Linked DNA regions of Homo sapiens: region 1 is linked to region 2. The links are chromatin loops, found by intact Hi-C in ENCODE. Cell type or tissue: pancreas. All regions are shown on one strand. Links, peaks and the distances in the headings refer to the core of each region. The heading gives the core; the rest is flanking DNA. Region 1 holds the start of SPINK4 (serine peptidase inhibitor Kazal type 4). Region 2 has its middle 17 kb from the start of B4GALT1.

What was found. A loop is a pair of places that touch in the nucleus more often than their neighbours do. Peaks named below come from ENCODE experiments on the same cell type or tissue, not always from the same donor. Only the 100,000 strongest peaks of a DNase experiment are listed, where the experiment ranks them.
Region 1: a loop joins it to region 2, with 2.9 times the contacts of the local background. A loop is called at or near these places in 2 of 110 quality-filtered maps.

What each region holds. Positions count from the first base shown.
Region 1 is chr9:33,240,025-33,249,405 of GRCh38, forward strand. It overlaps SPINK4 (serine peptidase inhibitor Kazal type 4), which reads left to right and starts at 143. Exons shown (of 4, transcript NM_014471.3): 1 at 143-245; 2 at 5,088-5,128; 3 at 6,592-6,704; 4 at 8,402-8,543. The coding sequence starts at 185. The coding sequence ends at 8,447. RefSeq lists an enhancer at 8,889-8,998. In pancreas, for the core only: no CTCF peak of the experiment used is centred there; no DNase peak of the experiment used is centred there.
Region 2 is chr9:33,180,139-33,189,519 of GRCh38, forward strand. It overlaps a transcript of B4GALT1 not described here. Among named protein-coding and RNA genes, the nearest start is that of B4GALT1, 17 kb to the left of the region's middle. In pancreas, for the core only: no CTCF peak of the experiment used is centred there; no DNase peak of the experiment used is centred there; H3K27ac peaks cover 2,611 bases.

The DNA.
Region 1 (9,381 bases), core at 440-8,439, 60 kb after region 2:
TCAAAAGCTCAGCATCTGCACCTAGAGCAAGCCCTTTCCGGATGTCAGCGTGCAAAGATTAACTCTGGTCTCTCCATCTGGCCCTAGATAAGATAAGATTAGGAGAGCGGCACTATAAATAGGCCCCCATCCTTCCTCAGGCGCAGGCCCCAGCCAGCTCAGGCTACACTATCCCAGGATCAGCATGGCCGTCCGCCAGTGGGTAATCGCCCTGGCCTTGGCTGCCCTCCTTGTTGTGGACAGGGGTGAGTGGGCAGAACCTGGATTCTCTGTGGCTTTGTGTTGGTAGGTGAGCTTGGGGTGAGAGCAGAAGCAGGGCCTGGAGCACCCTGTGAGGCCTCAGCTTTTTCCATGTACCTTCATTCTGCATATGCACCCTCCACTGTGCTGGGGAAAGTTCTGGGCTGGGAGAAAAGAAACTTGGGTTCAAATCCTGACTGGCGCAGAATTACCAAAGTCCCCTACCCTCTTGGGGCCTCAGTTTCTCCAGCTGTAAAAGAGGGCATTGTTCCAGTTCAAAGCTGCACTGAGCAACTATTGGGCTGGAGGCTGTGGGGACAGAAGGGAGCAGGTAGGTCCCAGCTCTCAGGAGAGACTGACAAGTATGCTGGGTGCAGGGTGGTGGATGCTAAGAGAGACCTGGCCGAGGTCTTCTGAGCTCCCGATCTCTCTGAAAGGCTGTGGTTTGGGACTTGGGCAGCCATGTGAGCACGACAGAGCCCTTTCCCAGGACTGGACACATATACTTGGGGCAGGGCCCTCTCAGGATCTGGGCCATCCCTGCAATCTCACAGCTACCATGTCAGGCACTGTTCTGAGCCCTTAAGACAGATTAGTGACCCAAACAGAAAAAGCACGGTCCTGATGGAGCATAAATCCAATGGGGTAGAGGAAAAGGGGAAAGGCAATAAACAAGATGGTTACAATGTATGTTAAACGGTATGTTAGAAGCTGATAAAAGTTAAGGAAAAAATACTTGGCAGGGTGATGGGCACTGGAAGGGGGTTGCAATTTCAAATCAGGGGAGGTATCTCTGAGAGTCCGATGTTTGAGCAAAGCTTGAAGGAGATGAGGGACTAAGCCATGTGGATATCTGGGAGAAGATTCCAGGCAGAGGGAACAGCTCAGGTGCAAAGGACCTGAGGCAGGGGCATGCCTGGAGTGACTGAGGTACTGTAAGACCAGTGTGGCAGGAGGGGACATTGTACGGAGTGATAGGAGAGGAGATGAGAGAGGCAAATTGGAACTGTACCGGGAAAGACCTTGTTGGCCAACATAAGAACTTGGCTTTTCCTCTGACTAAAATGGGAGGCACTGAAAGCTTTGAGCAGAGAGTTATGTCTTTCAAGGGTTGCTCTGGTTGGTACATTGAGAATAAACTGAACAGGGAAGCGGGGAGACCAGTTAGGACCCGCCTGGACAAAAGCCATAAGTTATAAGGCAACGCCTGGCAGGATCCAGGGCCACTGACCTCATGGCCAGTCCCACACCCATTTCCCCAGCTGGAAACAGACCTGGGCACAGGGGGAAAGGGAAACGGGTCTGGGGACCTGTTCAGGAGCAGCCTGCTTACGCCCAGCCTGGCACCTACACCTACCTACTCCTTGAGCAGTTGGGAACACTGAAAAGCCTGCTCTGAAGAAGTTTGGTTTTTGTTTGTTTGTTTTTGTTTTTGTTTTTTGCACATTTCAGACTACTGCCTGGGCTGAGTGAGGAGGGGGCATTTTGGGTCAAGGTCAAGGGCAGCCTGGGGGTAAATGTAGCTTTTCCCCACATCCCCCAGAAAGAAACTCTGACATCTTAGAGTTCTGAACACCCCCTCCTCCCAATACACTTTAATTTTTTTTTTTATTTAAACAAAAATTTTTTTTTCAAGACAGAGTCTTGCTTTGTTGCCCAGGCTGGAGTGCAGTGGCACGATCTTGGCTCACTGCAACCTCTGCCTCCTAGGTTGAAGCAATTATCCTGCCTCAGCCTCCTGAGTAGCTGGGATTACAGGCACATGCCACCACACCCAACTAATTTTTGTATTTTTAGTAGAGACGGAGTTTCACCATGTTGGCCAGGCTGGTCTCGAACTTCCAACCCCAAGATTTGCCCGCCTCGGCTTCCCAAGGTGCTGGGATTACACCAATGCACTTTAGTATTCAATTCCTGAACACCCACAGTGTAGGACATTGAACCAAGTGCTGCGCAAAGGCAGACATAAAGGAACCCCAAGGAGCTCAGGTGCATAGGGAGGCGGGGTGACCCAGTGAGTGGGACAGTACATGGTGGTGTGAAAGAAGCCTCCATCCAGATCTGCTCAGGAAACTGTTGGGGACGTCAAGGACAGCTTCACTGGGGGGCAGCATCAAGCCTTGAAAGGAGGGTATGATTCGGCGGGAGGAGAACGGAGACGAAGACATTTCAGGGAGGGGACATGGCATGAGCCAAAGCAGGGCCCAATCTAGGACCCGTGAGCAGAGAGGAATAGCTGGGGCATGGAGAGGTGTACTGGGAAGTCAGCCCAAGAAGCAAGTTTAGGGTCAGCTTACGCAGTACCCTAAACATAAGACTAAGCAGCTCAGGTCCATAGGGAGGCTTAGTGATCAGGACAGGGAACCACGGAAGGGCTTTATATTTTTTAAATGCTTTTCTTTTCCCTAACAGTTAAATATCAAGAAATGCACAAATCTTATCACTCGATGAATCTTGACAATGTATACACTCGTGTAACCCAAACCCCCATCAAGATACAGGACCTCTTGAGACAAGGACTTAGGGAAGAAAAATAAATACAGAACATTTCCATAGCCCCAGAAATTCCCCTATGTCAGTCAATCCCTGCCCCCATCCCAGTGCTCTGACACTTTTTTTTTTTTTTTAAGAGACAAAGTCTCACTCTGTTGCCCAGGCTGGAGTGCAGTGGTGCAATCATAGCTCACTGCAGCTTCAACCTCCTGGATTCAAACGATCCTCCTATCTCAGCCTCACAAGTAGCTGGGACTACAGGTGCGTGCCACCACACTCAGCTAATTTAAAAATTTTTTTAAATTTATTTTTATTTATTTATTTATTTATTTTTGAGACGGAGTTTTGCTCTGTCACCCAGGTTGGAGTCCAGTGGCACAATCTTGGCTCACTGCAATCTCTGCCTACTGGGTTCAAGTGATTCTCCTGCCACAGCCTCCTAAATAGCTGGGATTATAGGTGTGCACCACCACGCCCAGCAAATTTTGTATTTTTAGTAGATATGGGGTTTCACCATGTTGGTCAGGCTGGTCTCGAACTCCTGACTTCAGGTGATCCACCTGCCTCAGCTTCCCAAAGCGCTGGGATTACAGGTGTGTGCTACTGCAACCTGCCCTCATTGTTAAATTTTTTGTAGAGATGAGGTCTTGCTATGTTGCCCAGGCTGGTCTCAAACTCCTGGCTTCAAGTGATCCTCCTGCCCCAGCTTCCCAATGTGATTTTTTTCCATCATAGATTAGTTGGCCTGTTCTAGGATTTCACATAAATGGAATCATAGGGTATATAATCTTTTGTGTGTGGTTTCTTATGCTCAGCAAACTATTTTTGAGATTCAGCCACGTTATTGCATGTATCAGTTGCTTGTTTTAATTGTTCAGTAGTGCCCCATTGTATTTATTTATCCATTCTCCTGTTGAAGGACATTTGGATCACTTTCAGTTTGGGCAATTTGACATGGAAGGGTTTTAAGCAGTTCAGTGACAGGTCTAGGTTTGCATTTTGATACCCCAATGCCAGGCTTAAACAGCACATTGGGGTGACTTAGTCTAAGTTTCTGTTTCCCTCTCTCTGTGGAAATACCCTGTAATAGCATCTCCAGGAAAATATAAAACTACATTGCCTTGCACACCTCCAGTGATGGGAAACTCACTACTTCTGGAGAAAGCCTCTTTCACTGTGGCATAGCTCCCACTGAGAGAAAATTCTGCTTCATATGGAACCCAAACCTGCTTCCCTGCAGCCTCCTCACAGAGATGGGCTCTGCTTTGTGAGGTTGAAAAGAGTCCATCTCTCCCTCAGCCCCAGGATAGCCCTTCAGAGACTTCAGGGAGCATCCTGCCCTTCTCTAATTTACATAAACGCCCTTCCTTCCACCTGTGCCATTAGACATAGCTCCAGTTCCCTCATCCACCCATCATGCTTGTCAGTCACATCACAGTTTGCTCATGTCCTTTAAGCAGTTCAGCCAGACCTTGAGGGGTACACCAGTGTATGTAGAAAGAGTCAGGCTCTGGACTGCAACAGACGTGTGGGAAAATCCTACCTCTGCCTTAACAAACTGCATTGCGTCACCTCTTTGAGCCTCTTTCGTAGTTCGTTAAACTGACCTATGCCCCAGGAAACAGATTCTGAGCTATACATGCAATTTACTGGGGAGCGTTCATGGGAGTAACATCCATGAAGGATGAGGGAAGTTGACTTCCATGCAGCACAACAGAGGCTTCAGATGATCCTACAGGCAGCTTTGGGCGAGGGGATCAGGCCCTTTGTAACCACATCAACCCGACATGGGATATGGGCTGTTCCTGGGTAGTGGATGCAGCCCTGGGCAAGGCAGCTTCATTCTCTGAGGGTAATTCCTAGGAAGAGACTTGCAGTGAGTGGTCAATATTTCTGGCAGCAGGGGAAATGAGTGCCTCAGACTTGCGCGAGGGCTCTTGATGGCAGAACACAGCATCCACTACTATCTCCTTTCTTCCCTCTGTTACACAGCAGTAAGATAGGGGTGGAGAGGAGTTAAAATCATGTGTTCTCAATGCCCGGCACATAATAACTGCTGAATTGCTATTTTATAATTATTATATGGGACACAACAATTCCAGTGGGATCTAACTAACAAGGAATAGGCTGGACTGTCACCTTCCTAATTTTTGAATTTCTGTCTCTGTTTATGGAACCCAAGATCACATCAGCTTTCTGGCAGCCCCATTGTCTGGTGGCTCATCACCTTTCCTTGAGGAATTCCAGGTTGGGTAGTTGCTGGACCAAGCTCCCTGAAGCAGAAGCAGTCCTCAGACCCCTAGACCTGGGGTCTAGAGCCGGCATAATCTAATTCTTGCTTCTTTGTGTTTCAGAAGTGCCAGTGGCAGCAGGAAAGCTCCCTTTCTCAAGAATGGTAAGGCAGCTGCGTGTTGTTCTCACCTTCTCTCTGCTGAGAGGAGTCCTCTCGTCCATGCTGAGAAACCAGTTATTCTTCTCCACGATCCTGCTCAGACACCTTCAATGGCTCCAAGGTGGCCAAGGTGGCCTCCTGGCCTGCACATTCCCCACATTAGCCCCCAAGGCTGAGTAGGCCCAGCCCCCTCACCCAAGTCCCAAGATTGGCCTCAAAGCCCTTATGATGTCCCCCACCTGGTGTCCAAGGCCCCTTCCATCAGTGAGATCTCCCCACCCAGGCTTAGCAGGACAGGGTGTGCTCTCTGCTCTGTATAGTGCAGACAGGCAGGCCACAGAGTTCAGGCCAAAGAGGGGACCCTGGCACACTGAAAGCACCTGTGGAGTGTGCCAGCCTCCCACCACCACATTCCATCTGATTGTCTAAACACCAAGTTGTCCCCGAATCCTGATTCCACCTTGGCCCTTGGCCTAATGCCCCCAGTGACCCAGAAGGCAGTGGTACTGGCATCCTTGAGACTCTTGAGATTGCCCCTTCATGTAGTGGAATGAGGAGGCTCGGAGCCACCTTCCCATCCACAGCCTCAGCATCGTCCCCGTCAGTCCATCAGAATCCAGCCCCGCTTATTCAGTGCCAAAGAGCCAAATAGTTTACATACATTATTTCAATTAGCCCTATGTGAGAGAAACGCCACTATTATAATTTTTACAGATGAGGAAACTGAGACTCAGAGAGTGGAAATACCTCAATTAAGGTTATACAGCTAATCAGTGGCAAAATTCAGGTTTCTAGGGTTCGGGCCTTCACGGTTGCACCGCACAACCTTTCTCAGCCTATCCCTGTCTCAGGCACTAATGCCAGTCCTGACTGAGTTCTCACCTTGACCTCAGGCCTGTCCTAAAACCCTTTCAGACAGCCTCAATTAAGCCCCAAGCTCTGCCCCATTTCTTCAGCCTTCGCACACTTTGCAGCCTTTCTGACATGGGCCTGATAGATCATGCAGGCCAGGGAGAGTTCAGGAGCCCCCAGGGAGAGAGGGGCCTCCTGGGAATGATGGGTGGTTCCGTATCCTGGGGTCTTCAATGGGACCAGCAGAAGTTCTGATTAGTGCCTCTGAAGAGGGTGTGAACAAGTCCCCAGGAGCTTGAGGGCACAAACTCACTCCACACACATAGACATAAACACAGGCATACGCTTGAATGCCTGCACACCGGGGGCTCCAGAGACACAGGTACACATATGTACACATCCAGCCATAGGCACACACGTGGTCATGCACACGCACATACAAGCAAACACACCAAGGGGCTCTGAGTGGTTGGTTTCATCTTCACTGGACCCACACTGGGGGCCTTCTTGACTCTGATACCTCACTGGGGCCCCACTGGTTCCGAGCAGAACCCCTGTATCCCTCCCCACTGCCTCTGAATCCCTGAGTCCTCTCCCTCCCTTCTCTTCCACAGCCCATCTGTGAACACATGGTAGAGTCTCCAACCTGTTCCCAGATGTCCAACCTGGTCTGCGGCACTGATGGGCTCACATATACGAATGAATGCCAGCTCTGCTTGGCCCGGATGTAAGTCTGCCCCACAACCCCTGCTTGCTTGGGTGGGCCCCATCTCTGGTGCACAGTCTGAAAGGAGCAAGACTTGACCTGCTTCTTCCTTCATACACGCTTGACCTGAGAAGAGTCCTCCAACATATGCCCCTAATAGAATGAGTGCCAGATTAACTCAAAGAAGGCACATGGTTCCAAGCAGAAATCTAGAAGCTGGTGGTGGATAGGGAGTAGGGGCAGAAACCATTTTCCTTGTTCTGCCTTGATTGACTAGGTGACCTCATCTGTTTTTTCATTCGTCTAGCCAGCAATTATTTATTGAGCATTTACTATGTGCTAGGCACTGGGGCTAGAACAGAGCCTAAGTTAGACAGCATCACTGGCCTTCTGGAACATACAATTGGTGTAAGGGGGAAGCCAGGCTGATAGTCAGCCAATTGCAGCACAGAATTTTTTTTTTTTTTTTTTGAGACAGACTCTCACTGTCACTCAGGCTGGAGTGCAGTGGCACGATCTTGGCTCATTGCAACCTCCGCCTCCTGGGTTCAAGTATTCTCCTGCCTCAGCCTCCCGAATAGCTGGGATTACAGGCGCCCACCACCACACCTGGCTAATTTTTTTTTTTTTTTGTATTTTAAGTAGACATGGGGTTTCACCATGTTGGCCAGGCTGGTCTCGAACTCCCGATCTCAAGTGATCCACCCGCCTCAGCCTCCCAAAGTGCTAGGATTACAGGCATGAGCCACCGTGCCCGGCCTTCAGCACAGAATTCTAAGGGATCAGTGGGGCACACAGGAATAAGTAGAAATTAGCTAGGAAAAAGGAGCAAGGGAAGATAATTCCAAGTAGATGAATTTGAAAAGGTCTACAAGGAAAAGTTTACATTTGAGGAAATATAAGAAGTTGGACATGTTGGAGTATAAGGTTTAAGGGAGAATCAGGGAGAGGCAAGAAGTGAGTCCAGAAAGATGAGCAGGGCTAGAACATGACCTCCCTACATCAGATCACCTATTGGCTCTTAGTTTCTTCATCAATAAAACCCATCTTCTATGATCCTGAGAACTAAATGAGACCATGGAAGTGAAGAAAGTCCTCGGAAGCTGCAAAGCTCTGGATAGATGTGAAAGTTTGTATTTGAGGAAATATAAGGAACATCAGGATGTTGTCCTAGCTTAGAGAAAGATCATGCTAATCAAAGACTCATGGTTAGGAGGTACATTGGGAGTGGAATTGACAGGCTTGGTATGTGACTGTATGTAAAGGCTGAGGGGAAGGAGGCAGCATACTGGTTTCTGATTTGTGGGCTTGGGTGGCCAGTGGTTTCATGGGCTGAGATGGGTGGTTTGGGGGTCTGTACCAGTTCTGTGGGGGGCAGTGATGTTTGTGGACAGTTGAGCCCCTAGGACATCCCACTGGATATGGACAACTGCATGAACAGGTAGGACATAGGTCCGAGCTGGAGACAGATTTGGCAGCCATCAGCGTGCGCTGGTGGTGGAAACCCCAGGAAGCTAAAATCCCCCAGGGGAAGGGTGTACAAAAAAGGAAAAGCTGTAGAAGGATGTGCCCATGGACCCTTGGGATCTGCCCTGTATCCATACACTGCATATGTGGGCGACGCTCAGCAGGATGTCTGGATGGACTGTGCCAGGTCCCTGAATGGTACACTACAGCTCCTGAGAAGGTAGCCTCATGCCTGTCTTCTTTGATCCTAGAAAAACCAAACAGGACATCCAGATCATGAAAGATGGCAAATGCTGATCCCACAGGAGCACCTCAAGCCATGAAGTGTCAGCTGGAGAACAGTGGTGGGCATGGAGAGGATATGACATGAAATAAAAGATCCAGCCCAACTGAGTGAAGTGGTCAGTGTCTCTGGGGACACTGGTTGCAGAGGGGATAGGAGGTGGATCTTGCATTGTCGCCTCTACTCTGAATTTGATGTCCAGCTTCTCTCCGTCCCTCTGGTGCTCCTCAACCCTGTCACATGTCCCCTCAGAGGTCCCAGTTATCTTCTGCCTGCCTGAGAGGCCAGTCCCTGACCCCAGGATGCTGCCTAGTACTCCTGTCTGCCCCAGCCTGGACTATCATTCAGGCCAAGAACCTAGGTGAGGTCTGTATCCTCTGCCACTGCTGGGGTGCACGGCCCAGCCTCAGAAAGCCTCTGTGAAATCAGGAACAGTAGCTCATACCTATAATCCCAGCACTTTGGGAGGCTGAGGGTGGCAGGATTGCTTCAGGCCAGCCTGGGCAACATAGCAAGACTGTCTTTACAATTTTTTTTTTTTTTAATTAGCCAGGCTTGGTGGCATGCACCTGTAGTCCCAGCTATTCAGGAGGCTGAGGTGGGAGGGGATTGCTTGAGCCCAGGAAGTCGAGGCTGCAGTGACCCATGATCGCATCACTGCACTCCAGCCTGAGTGACAAAGTGAAACCCTGCCTCAAAAAAGAAAAAAAAAAGCTTTGTGAGAGTCATCCTGTGCCCCCCATGGCTTCCTCCTGGGTTGTGCCAGCACTCCAAGGCATGTACACACAGACACGTGGCACAGCAATGGCTGATATTCAGGCAGTGTACACAGTACAGCTGAACTGCTTGTTGTAACATTGAACTAGGTTTTTCACAATCGAAAACAGGTGATGCCCCAAGCCCTTTGAGTGCCCCCCCATACCCTAGCCACCCAGATTGTCCCCTGGA
Region 2 (9,381 bases), core at 752-8,751:
TGATCCTCCCACCTCAGCCTTCCGAGTAGCCAGGATTACAGGCACACACCACCATGCCCAGCTCCATTTCCATTGTTCTTCATGCTTCCTTATTGAGTTCCTTCCCTGTCCCGATTATTCGTCTTTGATTGGGCTTTGACTACCTGGGCATTTAGTAGGGTCCATAACTGAATGCAGCATTCCAGCCGGGGTCTAAGCAACAGAATAGAGCAGGACCATCATCTCCGCAATTTCCAATATCATACTTTCATCAATGTCTTCCGAAACAACATTCACTTTTTTATGTTCATGTTAAACTAAAAGACAGGGCTGAAGGCAGCATCCTGGAACAGTGGAAACATTCCTATAAGTTGACTTGAATCCTTTAAATAAAGTCCATGTACCAACCAGAGTTTTTGACTATTAAAACAGTCAATTATAACACTGCTCTGCCGTGGCCACCATTGCCCATGATTATTTAACACCACTGCTACAGGACCGTTCATGCTGCTGCTGCCTCCATGAATAATTTCGACACCATTCCTGCCTCTTAGCGTCACTCCTAAGAATTCAGAGTCTGCAGTGGGAATGACCGAGCCAATTCACATGCTTGAGCCCTAGCTGCTAGGTAGGGGAGGAACGAATCTTCCCCTTTCTGCCTCCATGGTGGGAGCTAGGGCATTGAGCCCTCCAGTACTATATACACTGGAAAATTTTCCAAAATAAGATGGGGGATTGCCTGTTGAGTGACAAGTATAATGGCAAAGGTTCATTCCAGTCATTTAAAAAAGTTCAATTTCCCTTTAATTGTACTATCATCCAACCCATATTTTCCTTTTTAGTCACAGGAATAACATGCCATAGATTGTTAAAGGCCGACCCAGTTTGCCAACAGACTATCAAATGCAGCACTGTGATCTGGCAGTTTAGGGACCTGTTAAAAAAAGAAATGTGATAGTCTTTGCTCTGGCTTGTTCTGAGAAATCTCCACTTCCTTTACATCTTTAAAAGTCTATCCTTGGCCAGGCACAATGGCTCACGCCTGTAATCTCAGCACTTCAAGAGGCTGAGGCAGGAGCATTGCTTGAGCCCAGGAGTTCAAGATTAGCCTGGGCAACATAGTGAGACCTTGTCTCTATTAAAAATAAAAAAAATTAGCCAGGCGTGGTGGTGGTATGTGTCTGTAGTCACAACTACTCATGAGGCTGAGGTGAGAGGATTGCCTAAGCCCAGGAGGTTGAGGTGGCAGTGAGATGTGATTGCACCACTGCATTCCAGCCTGGGCAACAGAGCAAGACCCTGTCTTACACACACACACACACACACACACACACACACACACAAACTATTCTTAGATAAGAGTGTAGTTTGCAGAATCAACGTCTTCCTGTAATGGACAGGTATTGATTTTTTGTGCCTCCTCTTCAACATTACTCCTTCTGTTAGAGACTCCCACTCTTCCCTATGTGGTTGGGACAGGCTAACTACGGGGTCGCTATGGCCTGGGTGACTTATATCTGGCCAATCAGAGCACTATACCCCTCTGGCCACAGTTGATTTGTTCAAGGATCAACATGTGGCCCAAGAAGGACTAATGAGCAATGTCCCTTCTTCTCCCAGGACTTCTGCTGCAAATGTTGAGTAAAAGGCTTTTCCTTTCCTCTGGAATGGCCAGTCTGGAGTAGCAAGGGTGCTGTATTAGTTTCCAAGGACTCCTCTAACAAATTATCCAGACTTGGTGGCTTCAAACAACAGAAATTGATTCTCTTACAGTTCTGGAGGCTAAAAGTCCAAAATATCAAGGTGTCAGCAGGGACAGGCTTCTTCTTCTTTTTCTTTTCTTTCTTTTTTTTTTTTTTTAGATAGGGTTTCACTCTGTCACCCTTCCTAGTAGCTGGGACCACAGGCATATGCCACCATGCCCAGCTAATTTAAAAAAATTTTTTTTTGTGGAGACAAGGTCTCACTCTGTTGCCCAGGCTGGATACGCTCCTTCTGAAAACTCTAAGAAAGAATTCTTTCTTGCCTCTTCTAGCTTCTGGTGGCTCGCAGCCATCCTTGGCATTCCTTGGCTTGTAGCAGCATCATTCTATTCTCTGCCCTCATCTTCACATGGCCTTCTCTCTGCCTATGATTTTCTCCTGTTGATGTGTCCTCTCCTCTTATAAGGAAACCAGTCATTGGACTTGGGCTCACCCTAATCCAGTATGACCCCATCTTGGCTTAACTAATTGCATCTGCAAAGACTATTTCCAAATAAGCTCAATTCTGAGGTTTCGGATAGAAATGAATTTTGGAGGTACGCTGTCCATCTCATTACAGCCATTATATGGAAAGAGCCTATCTGAGAAATAAGCCAAAAAGGAAGCTAGAGGGTTACGCCCTGGTATGCTGTATCAGACTCCCCCTGGACTGACCAGTTATGTAACCTGGTGAATTACTCCTCCCTTTTTTCCCCCCATAAGCTGATTTGAAGTAACAGAAGGAAACTGATTACCACTCCTCCTTTTGCAAAATTAAAAAATCATTTACACAGGACTAATGTTCCAAACTTCTCCCCGCTATATTCATCCTCCAAAAGTCTCTGACAAGGATTGAGCAATTTCATTTGGAAATTCTCTTAGTGCCTTGGATTTACTTCATTTGGCTAGGAAACTAACTTATTTTGACAAGCGAGATGATCTCTTACAATGTCTTCAGCCATTCCTTATAATTTTTATTGTGGAAAATTTTAAAAATATACAAAAATAGAGAAAATAGTGTAAGTCTCCAAGTTCCCATCACCCCACTTAAAAAAAAAATCAACATTTAGCCATGTTTATTTCATCTATACCCCCAACTTCCCTCCACCTCCTGCAGGATTAAAGGAAAATTCAGATAACATGTACAGTAGTACCCGCTTATCCATCGCTTTCCGATGTCTCAGTTACTGGAGGTTAACCGTGGCCTAAAAATATTAAATGGAAAATTTCAGAAATAAAAAATTCATAAGTTTTAAATTGCACACTGCTCTGAGTAGTGTGACGAAATCTTGCCCTGTCCCTTGCCATCCCACCCAGGACATGAATCATCCTTTTTTCCAGCTTATCCATACTGTGTATATTGCCTGCTCATTAGATAGCTACCCATTAGTAGCTGTTTTGGTTATCAAATAAAAAAAACATAGGATGATACCCAAAGGACTATAAATCATGCTGCTATAAAGACACATGCACACGTATGTTTATTGCGGCACTATTCACAATAGCAAAGACTTGGAACCAACCCAAATGTCCAACAATGATAGACTGGATTAAGAAAATGTGGCACATATACACCATGGAATACTATGCAGCCATAAAAAATGATGAGTTCATGTCCTTTGTAGGGACATGGATGAAATTGGAAATCATCATTCTCAGTAAACTATCGCAAGAACAAAAAACGAAACACCGCATATTCTCACTCATAGGTGGGAATTGAACAATGAGATCACATGGATACAGGAAGGGGAACATCACACTCTGGACTGTTGTGGGGTGGGGGGAGGGGGGAGGGATAGCATTGGGAGATATACCCAATGCTAGATGACAAGTTAGTGGGTGCAGCGCACCAGCGTGGCACATGTATACATATGTAACTAACCTGCACAATGTGCACATGTACCCTAAAACTTAAAGTATAATAATAAAAGAAAAAAGAAAATGTGGCACATATACACCATGGAATACTATGCAGCCATAAAAAAGGATGAGTTCATGTCCTTTGCAGGGACATGGATGAAGCTGGACACCATCATTCTCAGCAAACTAACACAGGAACAGAAAACCAAACACCGCATGTTCTCACTTGTTAAGTGGGAGTTGAACAATGAGAACACATGGACACAGGGAGGGGAACATCACACGCTGGGGCCTGCTGGGGGTTGGGGGTGCTAAGGGAGGGATAGCATTTAGAGAAATACCTAATGTAGGTGATGGGTTGGTGAGTGCAGCAAACCACCACGGCACATGTATACCTATGTAACAAACCTGCACATCCTGCACATGTATCCCAGAACTTAAAGTATAATAATAATAAAAAAGGAAATATAAAAAAGAAAAAGAATTGTCATCAATCTTGAAAAATAAAACAAAATAAAATAAAGTCACTCTTGTACACACACACACACACACACACACACACACACACAAAAACATAGGATGTATGTAGGGTTCAATACAATCAGCAGTTTCCAGCATCCACTGGGGGTCTGAGAACATATACCCAAGGATAAGGGTGGACTACTGTAATTAATTTACCCTCTTCAACCACTATCCTGAGCTTAAAATTCGCTCATAACTGCATTTGATAAGCTCTGTCGCCTGCAAGACAAAGCAAGTTACTTTACACATAGGAAGTGGACAATTGAGGTTTGTAAATACAGTCCCTGCCCTCAGAATTTTCAGTCTAATAGGAGAGAAAAGACAAGAACCTCCTCCAGGTGCTCACCAAACTTTAATGTGGATCACCTGGGGAGCTGTTAAAATGCAGACTCTGTTCAAGTAGTTAGGAACTGCATTCTGGAGTTCCAACAAGCTCTCGGGCAATACCAATGCTGCTGATCCACAGATCACACTTTGAGCTGCAACGCTCTAAACCATCATGCAAAGGAGATAATGATAGGGTGCTGTATAAGGTAGAGATAATGGGCCACACTGTTTAAGACCTGGCTTGTTAAATAGCTTCCCACAATTATCCAAATTAATTTTTTAAATATTCCAGAATGAGACTAACATCAAGCCAACCACCAGGGAGCCACAAAAGAAATATTATAAACTCTGGGAAGAGAAGGCACAGTTACCTACCAGTTCAGGAAACATATATGATAGAGAGCAAACATGTCTAGCCAGCTCAGGGTGACTCCTTTCTCCACAAACTTGCCCCTCTTTAGGAAGGGTCCTGGGTAGCCATGTTGATACTGCTTGACCCCAGCCTCCAGCCACAGCTGTCTGGGCCAGGGGTGAGCATGTGACCCAAGTTGGGCTAATCAGATGATTTCTCCTGAGAATTTAGATTTGCTATTCCGGAAAGCTAGTCGGCCCCTGGGTGTGGCTGGAATTGAGATGATGTAAACATTCCACCTTCTGCCAATGCACAGAGAAGCAAAGAAAGCTGAGAGAATGAAACAGACCACAGACAGAGAAGTGGACATAGAAATGAAAGAGAAATACCCATATTCCTGAGGCTTCTTTGCCCCCATTCTGGTCTTTCCTGAAGCCTATTAGCATTTCTGCCCATGGTTTCTGTGCCTTAGAACTCAATCCCCTTATATTAAAAATCGTCCAAGTGTTGTACCAGTGAGTTTCAGATCTGCAAAAGCAAAGAGACTGGCTGGGCGCATTGACTCACACCTGTAATCCCAGCACTTTGGGAAACTGAGATGGGCAGGTCACTCGAGGTCAGGAGTTCGAGACCAGACTGGCTAACATGGTGAAACCCGGTCTCTATTAAAAATACAGAAATTGGCCTGGAGCAGTGGCGGGCGCCTGTAGTCCCAGCTATTCAGGAAGCTGAGGCACGAAGATCACTTGAACCTGGGAGGTGGAGGTTGCAGTGAGCCGAGATCGGGCCACTGCACTGTCCAGCCTGGCGACAGAGTGAGACTCTGTCTCAAACAAAAAAACAAAAGAAAGAGACTGATGAATAAACACAGTTCTACAACAAGCAGGACAAAGTCAGAGAGGGAGAGAAGGTTAAGAGCCTAGAAATGCAGGTCAGTGTGAGTCCCCCAGGTGGGTAGGTAGGAGAGAGGCCATTCCTGATAGGAGTGAAGTTTCAGGAACCAGAAAAGAAATTTCCTTCCTGCAGGCAGAGTGGAAGCCACCTGGTTCATGCTCCCTGGCTGCCGGGAATTCCTCACCTGGGAACTCCCCTCAACCTTCTTGTTTGTGTAGGATCAGCCATGCCAGAATGCACCTTGTTCCAGTCAAGCTCTGGGGCCACGGTAGCCCTGCTTTACTGCTGCCTGCGGTCTGGGGGAGCTGTTCCCAGCTGGCTGCCACTCTGCCCATTTTCCTAATCAGCATGCCACTCCCCAGGTCCCCAGCCTGGGGATGTGTGGCTTGGCTGAGCTGCAGGTGGGTCCCGAAGTCCATGGCGATGATCTGTGCCCAGTCCTTTTGTTCCAGGTAGACGACCAACTTGTCCTGCCTTTCCCAGGACCATCCCAGTTATAAAATGAAAAGTCCCAAATCTCAAGAACCCTCTCAGTTCTGGGGAAACTGGTAGGGTTAGTCACCCTAATTATAGAGACCCCAGGTCCTCAGTGGAAACTGCCTGAGCATTGTGCCCTGAAGACAGCATCCCAACCCTGAGGACCCCAGACCTCCAAACTCTACCCTCTTAAGGAGTCCCACACAACTGGATATTCCTGAAACCCCCATATCTCTCCATAGACCTGTGTGCAGTATGAGTCAGATTAGATTCTGAAGCCTCCCAGTCTTGAACTGGGTGACCCGGACATGTTACCTAACTTCACTGTGTCTTATCTGGAAAGTAATATCCAAAATAGCACATGTGCCTCATGGGATCATGGGAGTATTGCCTGGGAATTCCCCTCGACTTCCTGATTGTGTCAGGACCAGCCATATGCCAGAAAGCACCTTGTTCCCATCAAGCTCTGGGGCCACAGAGTCCCTGCCAGCTGAGGCTGTAGTTTGGCCCCATAGAAAGTTTTATTCTCTCAGCTTTAATTTTCAAAATATTCTGACTATATAAAAGTCAGCAGTTACTTTCATGACCTTACCCTAATCTAGTCATTGCCTCCTCCTTCCCATGGCCCACCTCCCACTCTGTTGGGTACACATCAGAGTGCCAGTGGTATGGCACAGTTTCTGCACAGGCAGTGGGAGGACCCAGGCTGCCTGCAGAGGCTTCACCTAGTCCTTCCTCTCTCTGGTGTTAGACCAGGGCCCGATTTCTGTAATCTCCAGGCTGAATCCCTGGAGGGGGAAAGCTCATGGAGCTAGTTAGAAGGGCCTAGCAGGAAAGGGGCTGTCAAAGGACTTCAGTTGCTTGGCCAGCACTCTGATACGAGCAGAGGACCCTGCGTCTCTGGTCCCCATGTTCTTACACCTGTCAGCAAGAAGTTCCAGCTCAGGAGGGACTGTCCCCTGTGAACCCTGGAAATACGGAAGAGGCATGAGCACATTTTATGCATGCACAGTGGGGGCAGCTGATGAAGTCCTTGCAGCCAGCTCTCCCACCTGACAATTGTCACATGGGGGTGAGGGCTGTCTGCTCACAAAGGCAACCTGGCCCACATAGATTTCTTAATTGCTGTTCACCACAGAGAAGTGTATACACTAATACGGGCATTGTATGTCCCAACGACAGCAAATCCCAAAGCCCCGGTGCTGGGTTTCAGGCCCTTTAAGGAGAAAACCCCAGAAGTGCATGGAAGTCTCACCACCTCCTCTGCGCCAGCCACACTGAGTCGGCTCTCAAAGGCCTCTTGTGACTGTCCTTTCTCTCATCTTTCCCCACGTTGATAAATGTTCTGGGATTAGCCCTTCTGTGTTTATTGGATGAGCAATTTGTGTCTGTCTGAAAAGCTACATCTGAATACTATTTGGCATGAGCTGAAGAAATGTGATCTGCTGCATTCCCCTCCAGCCAACTCTCTGGAGCTAGCCTGTCTCCTGCCAGCAGGGCCTACAGCTCTTCAGCAGGGTCTGGCAGCCTCACACGTTTGCTGAGGGGAGTGGTTGCACGCAGGAAGGTGGAGGAGGTGCCTAGGGTGGGACCGGGAACCCAGAGAGACAGAGGCAAAGCACCTTAGCAAATTGGCCAGTAGATCTAGAGCCCCTCTAATAATTTAGGGACATCACAGATGTGTGTGGTGAGCCCCAAGCCCTAGGGACAGGAAAAGCAGGTCCCCCATACAGCTCAGGAGCCTGAGTGGTTTCCTGAGCCCAGTGTCCTGGGTATGAACTGCAGCAGAGGTGATTCAAGAGAGTCCAGTGGGTAGCATCCCAGATCCCAGGTCTGGGAGGGATTAGTGTTGAGCTCTTGAGATTTGTGTGTTTGTGTGGGATGAAATGGGAGAGAATGGGCAGGAGGGTTGGGGAGGGCGGTAGAATAAGCTGTACCGAGGCTATTCAAATGTTTCCTGACTCCATCAGCACAGGTCCTGGAATTGGGAGGCCAGAGCTTGCAGCTGTGGCAATCAAGGGCCCAGTTAAAATACGCTAAGGAGTGTAGGGGAAGAGAGAATTTAGTTGGTATGGATGTGGGTGTGTCAACGACTTTCCCTAGCCCATATTCCCCAACCCAAGCCTTCTGCTGTGACCCCCTCAGCACTCTCCCTGCTATTCTCTTCGGGCCACATCACTTCTCCTTGTATCCCATCACTCATGTCTTTGTCTTCCCTCTACCTCTTCCCTACCCTTCCCAAGTCAGGGATCCCAGGGCAGGACACCATCCTTGTGTTCCTGATAGTGAGCATTGAACTGGCCACCAATGAGGCATCAATAATGGTTTCCTGAATAAAGGAATAAATGAGAGAGGCTGGGAATTCAAACTTCAGTGGCCACAGGTTCACAAGAAGATGACAAATGACAGATCAGACAGAGGTAACAATACAGGAGATCAGCTCAGGAGTGAAAACATCATCCTTGGAGTGCAAAGGAGTAGGTAAAGCCAGCTCATGACAGGAACTTGGGCACTTCAGCAGCCAGAGTCCATCTGATGAATGGCAAATGGTGTTTCACATGGTTCCAAATAGTCAGCAAACAGCTTTTGAATCCCTACTTTGTACCATACTCCATAGGACACCATCTGTCTCCACAAGCAGTTAAAAAATATGTGCACTCCTAAAAAGATAGGAGCAATCTGTGCTCTAACAGAGGTGTACAGAGAGGGTTATATAGATTCAGAAAAGGAAGAGGTTAATTTCACTTGGAGAAGCAAGGAAGGTTTCCTGGGGATGGGGGTGACGTTAGACCTGAATCTGGAACAAGGTCTGCAAATGCATCCCAAGTGTGCTGTTTCCCCTACACACACACCCAATCTGTACATCTATAGTGGATTTTTGCAAACTGATCCTTTTACTTTTTACTCTTTAGACTTGTGGGTGAGGTTTGTGAATGGAGAACAGCGGATGGTGTGGCTGAAAAAATAGGTTGAAGCAATATCTGGATTAGGATTTTGTCAAGCTAAGGAATGCGGGCTCAGGCTTGCAGAGGGAGAGGGACTTACATAGCTGTGTTCAGGAAGACATTCTGGCAGCAGCGCACAGGGAGGGCTGGGGTGGGAGGTGGGCAGACCAGCCAGACGTCTGTCCCAGGCAACAAGTGATGAGGCCTCCTCTGAGCTCCTGCCATACTTGGCTGAAACATCTGTTTGACACTCATCCCACTGTCTCTCTTGGAGCTGCCTTTT